Regions from separate parts of the Homo sapiens genome. Here region 2 is linked to region 1. Evidence: chromatin loops called from intact Hi-C (ENCODE). Cell type or tissue: sigmoid colon. All regions are shown on one strand.

Region 1 (5,000 bases):
CTTGTTGTCTGGTGTTGGGTGAGTTACTTAAGTCAGCTGAGCCAAGATCCCCTCATTTGTGAACTGGGGAAAGTAATGTGCCTGTGTCCAAGGGGTGCTGTGAAGATTAAAAGTGATTGTGCACCTGTAGTATTTAGTATAGTTTATAACAGGAGTTGGCACACTTTTTCTGCAAATGGACAGATAGTAAATATATGAAATGTTGCAAGCCAAGATGCAATGTCCTCAACTCTTGAACAACTGTTCTCATGCAAATATTTTTTTTTTTTTTACATTTAAAAATGCAGAAGCCATTCTGAGTCCCTGGGTCATACAAAAATAGACAGCAAGTTGGGTTTGACTCACTGACCATAGTTTGCCAACCCCTCGTTTACAATATGTATTAAACATGTATTGAATACTGACTTCTTGCTACCCTGAAACGTCAAAACTATGAAATAAATAGCATTTGTCTCCTGGGCCCAGAATGCCCTTTCTATAGTCCTTTGCCCTCTTAATGACACCTTTTCTCTGTTTCTTTTGAAGGGGCCTAATAACCATGTATTCTCCTTCTTCACATTCTTTTTGAGATCTGAGAAGAAGCAGAAGTTTTTTAGGATTCCTCTGTTACTTTTTTTTCCTAGGGAAATGTTGTCATATTTTGTCCAAATTCAGTAAAGTGGTGACAGAAGAGTCACATGGTATGCCCTCTGTTCACTCTGGAATAAGCAGAGACACTCATCCTCTATTTGGTGGAAACTTTTCAATGACTGATTTCTATTCCTGACAAAAGACAGTTACCACAGGCACCCTACCTGGGACCCCAGGTTAGATAAAACATAGGAAAAGTTTTGATGAAAAAAGCTTACCCACTCCCCACTCTCATCCCCTGGAGCATTTGCAGAGTTTCACTAAGTCTCTCTAGTATCAGTTTCAGAAGTAAATGTTGAATCACCCATCAACATTTCAGCTATACAATATCTAATATTTGGACACAGACTGAAACCTAAAAGAAGTCCCATCCCCTCCCACCCACCGTGTTCTTCCCATTGACATTTCTTCTTTTTTTCCCCATTGATGTTTCATTTCTCCTCAGAGTACACAGCCTTTTTCAAATTTTTTATTGTGAAAAACTTTAAAGATACAAAATGTTCAAAGAATGGTAAAACAAATACAAATATAGCAGCCATCTAGATTCAGCAAAACTGCTAACATGTGGCCCTATTTTCTTTATCTATTCAGAACACAGTCTCAGCGAAGGGCAGTCTGAAGCATCCTAGAGTACGCCATTGTGAAAGCAGAAAAGGACTCACAATTGGACCAGATTATGTAAAAAACGTTGTCTAGGTAAAGTCAAGTCATCTGCACAGAGACAGAGTTCTCAGTCTTCAGATCCACAGATGCACACACAGGATTGAACCTGATCACATCAATGTTTCCGGACACAAAAGAAGTTACACAGTTATCAAAGTAATCTTGTGAACTATATACTTTGAAAAAATGGTGGGATAAAAAAATTTACATTATCCCGTATAGTCAAGAGGAATCTTATAATGAATAAGAAGTAGTTCTTCTTTGTCAGTTAATGGGGGAATATTTGAACTGGAGCTCAGGGCCGTGAGGAAGTGAATTTTTCTTAGCATAAGTCAAGGGAATAGGGTTGCAAAGATTAAACATATGTTAATGGGAGAAATATGAATCACTCAACAAACCTTAGACAAAGTTTTGGGATAAGTTCAGTTGTGGAGACAAGAACTGAGTAAGTGTTTGCTCTTGATACGTTATGGGGAAAATCAGCTGCAATCGAAAGTAGAAGTTCATACTATTTCACACACAAACACACCACCACCGTCATTATCACCCCTTGATTCCTGGCACTCCAGCTCACACTTCCTCCTCCCCAGGAGGCCAGCTTACATAGACACAAAGACACACATTACTCACTGCTACATAGCAGGATTTAGGAAGCAATTCTGTTCCTTATTTTGTATAGCTGCTGAGTAATAACCTTTGAATATCTCCTGTGGTCCGGGAGACAAAGAGTGAGATGCTACCGAAGCATCTACTTCTCTCATAGGGCCAACCTGAACATACTGATGCAACTAGAGAGATGATAGGGTGAATACTCAAGACTTTCTCTGTTCCAGAGTGTAGCTAGAGACACTCCTGTTCAATAAGGATTTTACTACATGGGCTACAACTTACCTTTCAACAAACAATTTATAGAATTGATTTCTCTCTCTCTCTTTCACACACACACACACACACACACACACACACACACACACACACACACACATTAAGTCCATCACTAACTTTCCTTTTTGCTGATTCTCCTTGTAGCAGTTATTCAAAACTTCAGACACTTCATAGCAGCATCCCAAGAAACAGGATCAGTTCAGGAAAGTTGAACCCCTGTCCCAATTTGGCAGATCATCCTGATTCACATTTTTTAATTCCCTCACTTACTGAGCCAGTCAGCCAGTGTTTATTCAGCACCCAGTATGTGCTAGGCGCTCTGCCAGATGCCACAGTTATAAAGAACAAGCTGCTGCCCAAGGATTATGCAATCTCTTGAACAGTTTGACAGAAAACAGAAAATAACCTGTCAACTTAGTTACCCCTGAGGAAGACCAAGCTACACAACTCAATTCAATGAATCAGAAAGAGATGGTAATTATACAGAAGTTTTTTTTCAAAGGCAACTATCATTTATTTTGTGCTAACTTGATGTCAGGAATCATAGACACAATTCTGGTTTACCTTTTATAGATGTGTCTTAGTAGGTGTCTTTATAGTAGGTGTCTTTAGGCTTATTCAAAAACCACTTTGTGTTTGCCTCTGTTTTTATTTATTTTATCCCACCTTAACACATGTGATTTTGGGGCATTTCATGTTTCATTTTAGTCTGCTTGAAACCAGTTATAGAATAGGCAGGGTATAAATAAATAAATCCAGGCACTGCCAAACTTATACAAATGTTCAATTCCCAGAAGGCCTTACACAACTTGAATTTTTCATAAACCAAAAAAAGAGCTTTCCTACTTCTTTAATATTTTAACATTCTATTCTAAATAGGCCTTCTTAGGCTAAGGAAATGTCCTTGCATTTTGACTACACTTGATCCTTTCCCTGTCACTATTAAAATGGGAATATAGAGGGTAAGTAATAACCCAGGTAACGTTGTGGTAACACAAGCAAATTCAAGGAGAATCAGCACTGAAGCTGAAACTGCAGGAGACTTGAAGCAAAGGCCAAACAAGCTTCTGCCAACTTTGTGCACCCACTTTAAGATATTCTTCATCCTTGTGTTTCCAATCATACACCAAAATTTTCGTCATCTCTAAAATGCCATTATGTGCTTTACAATAGCACAGGGAGGTGGTGGCATAAGAAACTCTCAGATTCCTGCCATAGGTGACCTCATTTTATGTATCCATGACTTGCACTCACCCAGAGATTACTCTAAATTCCTTTAGTAGACACTGCAAAGAGCTCCTGGGGCAAGGACTGTGTCTTATACACAGTGCAGCCTTCCAAAACCTAGCATAGCATCTGGCCTACGGTCAATACTTGATCAATGCTCAGGATTAAGAAACTATGCAGGATACAGGTGACAGTTCATTCAATCGGAAGTCTCCTCATATTGTTGATAGACCCTCTGCTGTTTCTGGGTTTTCCCGGAGCTGTTATTTTGATCCTTAATGACTACAACCAATTCAGGGAAATATGAGGGCATAAGAAATTTGTGTTCAACATTCAATAGTAGGTAAATAGGTTTTATTCCTCAGAAATATTTTACTGAAAATGTTTGCCTGAAAGTATATTTTCTTAGACTGGAAAGATTCTAACTTCTCTGAGCAAGTTCCAGAAATGCTGCAAAGATGATGAAGTTATCATAAATTAGTTCCAGATGTCACCCTTTCTGTAGAAGTTATGAATACCAGGATAAGTTTGGATGGGAAAGAAGGGGTAGGGGGTAAGGATGAAAAGACAGTTTCTATTTTTGTAAAATTTTGGAAGAAAATGTCCGAGAAAACGATTAAAATGCTTATCCTTAATTTAATCAAAGTATTATTTCCTATGTAAATTTTCAAAGGTGTAACTTTCCCTTTACAAATGTCATTTGACTCAGTGTGATCACCACCTATAGAGATTTAAGGCTATGTGTAGATGACTCGGGACTTGCATGCTTTAAAAATATTAAAGAAGCAAAAAGTTGATAAAATAATTTTTAAAGCTGATTACAATTTAAACAATTTAATGGTCCCAAATCAAGCTGCATTAATAATGGAAAGTTCTTGTGGAGCTAAGAGTATGTGGCAAAGATTGAGAGAGCAATTAGGTTAAATCAAGAGTAAGCTGGATCCTTTTGCAATTGAATTGCCTACTTGTCCTGCAAAAGCAAAGACAGGAAGTTAGGCTGATTCCATAGGGTTAGAGAGTGAGCTGTTCAGATAAGGTCAGAATGTAGACTCCAGCCTAGCAATATTATGTGCTGAGGCTAGTGCTAGTAGTGGTGAACAAGACAAAAATACAATACTTGTCCTCAGGAAGCTTACACTCTAGTGACAAAGAAAGACATTGAAAAAAACAACAACAAATTTGATGGGGTGGGGAAAGAGGGTTTCAAAAGTTGGACAGAGTATTAAGAGCATAAATAACAAGAAAACCAACCTCTTCTGTGGTCCAGAAAAGTACATGGTGTTTAAGTTGAAATTTGAAGCTAAATAAGAGTTGACCAGATGAACAGTGAGGCAAAGAGTATTCCAGGCTAGGGAAATGCATACAGACTCTTAGAAGCAAGAGAAAGTAGGGTGGACTCCAGTTCCAGAAAAAGTTCAAAGAAAGTAGAATATGAGAACAAAGAGGCTAAAGAGTTAAGCAGTGTCAGGTGTTGAAGTCCTGATAAACTATGGTAAATAATTCTAGATTTCATCCTCAGTGCCTCAGAAAGCTACAAGTTGGGAAAGGCTTATTGACAACTTTTCAAATCATTTCCAGAGAAAAGGTAATTACTA
Region 2 (5,000 bases), 86 kb before region 1:
ACTGAGTAACTTTAGATAAGTTGTACAACCTTCTGAATGTGTTTCCTCATCTGGAATATTTTCTACCACAAAAACCTGTTTTTACAAGTTTGTGTTCATGTATGTAAATTACCTACTAGAGGGCCTGGCAAGCCATAGTTGGTAGCAGTTCATTTCCTATAAAGTACTGTCAGCATTTCCATTCACCCTATGATGCTATGTTAGATAAATGCCAAATCTAGAAACACTTTCATCTAACAGAACAAAGCCATGAAAAGGTGAATGTCCTTAACAATGAACAATGACTGCTCATTAGTCAAAAATTGTGTTCATACAGCTTTTGAAAACTCATGATTTTTGCATGCACTAAAGCTATCTGTCTTTAAAACAGCAGATAAAATACTGAGCAAATGTTAAATTTAGACTTCACAAACAAGAGGACTTTCTGCATATCTGCTTTGTTTACCTTATATTCACACACATCTAAAAATTTCAAACAAGGTAGATTGCAATTAAGACAGAGTTTTTCTTAGTATCAGTTTTTATATCTTTAAAATGGGGATAGTGCAAATCTAATATGTTAGTCATGACACTTAATAATGTCAATAAAAGTGCTAAGTAAAATTTAGGATATTTTATGAGTTGTGAGCTCTTTGTACTACCAAGTCAAAAACAATTATTCTTTGTAATAGCAGTACCCAACTCAGAAATGTGGTAACTGTCTTTCTAAATTACATTGATTGTTTATACTGCAAAATTTAAAACACATGATATTTTAAGTAGCACAAAGAAATTACATCTATAAATATCCCTAAAATGGTAAAATGTAGCAAAATACTTTCTCATACTACAGAGAATATCCTAGTTTATAAAAAGTCGAAGTAAGGTTGTACAATGAACAAAAATAGCCAGATTTGTTTTATGTTTTTTTAAAGTTAACCAGCAGCTGACGGCGAATCAAATTCTTTTGTTTTGCAGCATTTAAGTGTGCAATGTGTTGAGCAATCACTTGTACAAAGCCCCAGATGCCCGATGAAATGTGCTAACAAGATTCTGTCTGCTCTGCAGAAGTTAGAAACTCTTGCACAACTGTTTGTTTTATTCCCTCGGCTCTAAAGTTTGTCAACTTTTGGTTCCCAGGTATAATCTACGTCTAAAATCTGCCAGTTTTACCATAATTAAACACATTCCCGTATCTATTCAAAGTACCAGGAGCAATAATTATAAAAGATTTATTCCTAATATAAAAATTATATAAAAATTATAATTATAATAATTATAAAAGATTTATTCATTTCATTGCAAATGTAATGAAAGATATGGGTCTTCTCTATATATACAGACACACACATATGCACAATCTTACCTGATACTTCAGGATTTGGCCATCCACATAATATAATTTAAGCATCCTTGATACAGAAGAAGCAGGTGTGTGTGGTTGTGAATTCGGAAAGGGCAAATAGTGAGTTCTATTTGTATAATATTCATCTTCTATATCCTATGACTAGCACAGTGGTCTGACAAGAGTAGATTTTCTGTAAATGTTGAATCAATAAAAGAATAATTGAAAACTAAAGTATAAAGAATAAGTGGAAGACAACTGAGAAGCCCTGATTGTCTATTACATAGAGAAATAACCAAATCCTCCCTTAAAAAACACTCACACAATATAAAATAGGTAATCTGTGAAGCTCTACTGATACTCTGTTAGCACTGCCGGCTTACTCCAGGGGCCAGGAGGAATTAACATAGTTTCACATAGTGACTGATTTACAGCAAAGAAAGAAATTGTGCCTGGAATCTATGAGTCTTTAGAGAGCACAGCTTTTACGTGGTTGCGCTGAGTGATGTGTCAATCCTTGACTCATTCACAAGTAACATTCTCATTTACTAGGCAATGACATCACAGCTGTTTTCTGCAAACCACAGAGGACTGAATGTGCCTCCCTGCCCACTTTGGCTGTCTGACAGCCTGTAGAATGTGTGCAGAGAAAGGCATTCACTAACTTACCATCCTCTCTTTTGGGCAGCAACATTATCTGAGACAATATTTTAACCACGTAGATTGTGACACCTACCTAATTGTTTGTGTCTGTTAATAGAAACCAGCCCAGAAATCTGTGTCAGTATTACCTATTCCCCTGACACCATTGGTATTCCAAGGAAACCCCAAATCTCCAGAGAAGATGTAGACATGCTCTTGTTCACAAATTTCTACTGTGCACAGCTGTGAACGTGAGGCAAACATACAAGACACTGACGTCTCTGGAAAGTAGAAGAGAAAGTAAAGTTTCTCCAGAGACTGGCCACCATGCAAGCTTCTTTTATTCTTTACCTTTCCCCTCATTTCTAATACAAAAGAGTATCATATATTTTAACTTACCCAATTCCTTTGGCTATCAGAAATCACAAGCAACAGCAACAGATGCAAATAAGAAGGTAATTTGTCATGATTATCTAAATTGTACGTATCAATCTGGTGCGAGAGTAGCCATAGTCCTTTCATACCTCCACAAATGATATGGGAAGGGTGTACAAAATTTGAGCAGATATAAACCATGTGTTGAAAATTTTTGTAATCAAACATTAACACCATGAATTACCTCTCTCTCTTCACTGATTCTTCATATATATACATATATATATATGTATATATATATTTGGAAATAGAAATACTTATATATATAAGTATATATATATATAAGTATATATATTTATATATATATATACTTATATATATATATATATATATAAAATATACATTTGGAAATACTCAGTCATTTAGTTTTCTCCAGGGGTTAATATCTACCCACCTGATGATTAAAATCCAATAGGACTGGAAATGTTTAGCTCTTCCTGCCTCTGTGTCCTCTAGTCTCCATCACCACTCTCACTTGCCTAACTTCAAAATGGCCCCAGGCTAAAAAAATGAAGAAGTCAAAGGATTAGACCATTTCTTTAGCAAGCACCATTTTCCCTTTCATTGAAGATGAAATTTAACAGGTGAAAGTGAAAACTGAGAAGAATGAGAAATTCCTTTATTTAGAACTCTGTAGAAACTTAACAGTACTAGGCAGCTGCTTTGAGGAGACATAGCAAGCTTATTTATTGTAAGTAAGAGGCAGCACAGAGAGGGTTGGGTAAAAACAACAAAACCTGTGTGCTCTTCCAGCCTCTTAGATTATTATGGTTTTAATATAATAATATGCTCTTTCCTTCGTTATGTTCGCACACACATTCTTGTGTGGAATAAATGATGTCACTAAATTAAATTTCATCTGGTAGCCCAGTTCACAGGGTCCAAAGGGTTAATTTTGTTCTCTTTCTTTCAAAAACAGGAAGGTCTGATTAAGAGTTCAATAACTAAATGATCTGAACTGTATTAGATATCACATCATTACTCCAACAATGACAGTTTTGAAGTTTCCTAGGCTTAGATATCACCAACAGCAGGCAGGGACATGGTGAAAATTAGCTTGGATTAGATTTTGGCTAAAAGCACATGTCTTCAGGGGACTCTTTCAGGTTTGTCAGCCTTTGGTCACTAGTGTCCCTGACATAGTACATGGGCTATATAACCTTGGCCAGGCCTTCAGTCTGTCTATGAAGGTAGAAGGGGATTCTGTCAATAAATCTCACCATACAAATACCTGAAGATGCCCCAACAGATCGCTGAAGAGCAAGTTCTGAATTTTAAAGATGTGCTTCCTTACTCTATAATTACAGAGCTGATGGTTAAGTCACAGAATGCTCCTGGGGAGCAACGAGGAACTTAAATAAGAAGATACGCTTCTTGTTACAAAACAATGTTGACTGCAGCTGTGTAATATAAACTTTCAAGACAAAAAGACATTTTATGAAAGCACAGACTCCTGGCTTCACATTCAGCATGTCCAGAGAAACAAATTTAAAAGCTACTAGACCATCCAAAGTAGAGAAAGCAAATCATTCAGAAAAGACCTATCTGACTTTTCACACAGCTAGTGATAAACATGTATTTTTAAATGAATCTATTTTGCTGGATGTATACCAGGTGCCAGATGCCATACTAAGCATTAAGCATATAGAAATAAAAAGCAAAGTCCAGCCCTTAAGAAATTCAGTGTATACTTAGAAAACGAATAAATGAAAAATTACAACATAACATTTATCAAATTTGCCCAAAATTCTGAAAAGTCATCTCCAGTAACTGACCATGTAAATTTTACTATATCCATAAAGAGAGGATCCATAAAGGGAGGATGTATTGACCTGAATTATTTATGGAAAAGCTGTGATAATGAGGATAAATGAATTCACCAGCCTTCTGATACCACAGAAGTCAAAGAATAGAATATATCCTAAGAAAAATATTAGTTTCTAAACATATTCCTGGTGCTATTTTAAAATTTTGGCTAAGTCTCTTAATATTTCTGGCTCTCGGTTTCTTCAGCCCTTAAAATGGTCTAAAATATCTCTAAAGTTTATTATAGTACTAAAATGATGTCATATGTGTTAAATGTGGAATATCATAAAATACCTCACATCTTAAACTTTTACCATACATAATCTAATCTTTTTGATGATTCAGAAGGGCAGTTATCATTACAATGTCAATATATGGATAAATGGGAGTAAATGCTCACAGAGCTTTTGACTCCTTTTTTTTTTTTTTTTTTTTTGTCACTGTATTGTTACAGTAAGCAATTTTATCAGTCAGGGTCCTAACCAGAAACAAATTTTACACATTCACATTTGGATACACCAGGGAAGGTCAAAATTAAAGAAGGTCAAATCTGTAAGTCAGTATTGAAGACCCACAGAAGACAGCACAATAACAAGGAGGAATGATTACTAGAACCCGGAAAAACAGAGTTGTGTAAAAGAGGCTACCCTCAGTCAAGGGACACAGACAGCCTAAAACAACCCTATGGGGACTCCCCATGACCAAATCCAACTGGAATGCACAGACTATTGATTTAATCACATAGGTCAGCCTTCTAGGGTGGAGAGCAGGATGGAGAATGGTAAAGAGGATC

Evidence for each region. Hi-C counts contacts between places; a loop is a spot of excess contacts. Peaks named below come from ENCODE experiments on the same cell type or tissue, not always from the same donor. Only the 100,000 strongest peaks of a DNase experiment are listed, where the experiment ranks them.
Region 2: a loop joins it to region 1, with 4 times the contacts of the local background. A loop is called at or near these places in 3 of 110 quality-filtered maps.

Annotation. Positions count from the first base shown.
Region 1 is chr5:109,997,794-110,002,793 of GRCh38, reverse strand. No RefSeq gene overlaps it. Among named protein-coding and RNA genes, the nearest start is that of LINC01848, 120 kb to the right of the region's middle. In sigmoid colon, no CTCF peak of the experiment used is centred here; a DNase peak (open chromatin) is centred at 2,493.
Region 2 is chr5:110,084,035-110,089,034 of GRCh38, reverse strand. No RefSeq gene overlaps it. Among named protein-coding and RNA genes, the nearest start is that of LINC01848, 200 kb to the right of the region's middle. In sigmoid colon, no CTCF peak of the experiment used is centred here; a DNase peak (open chromatin) is centred at 1,884.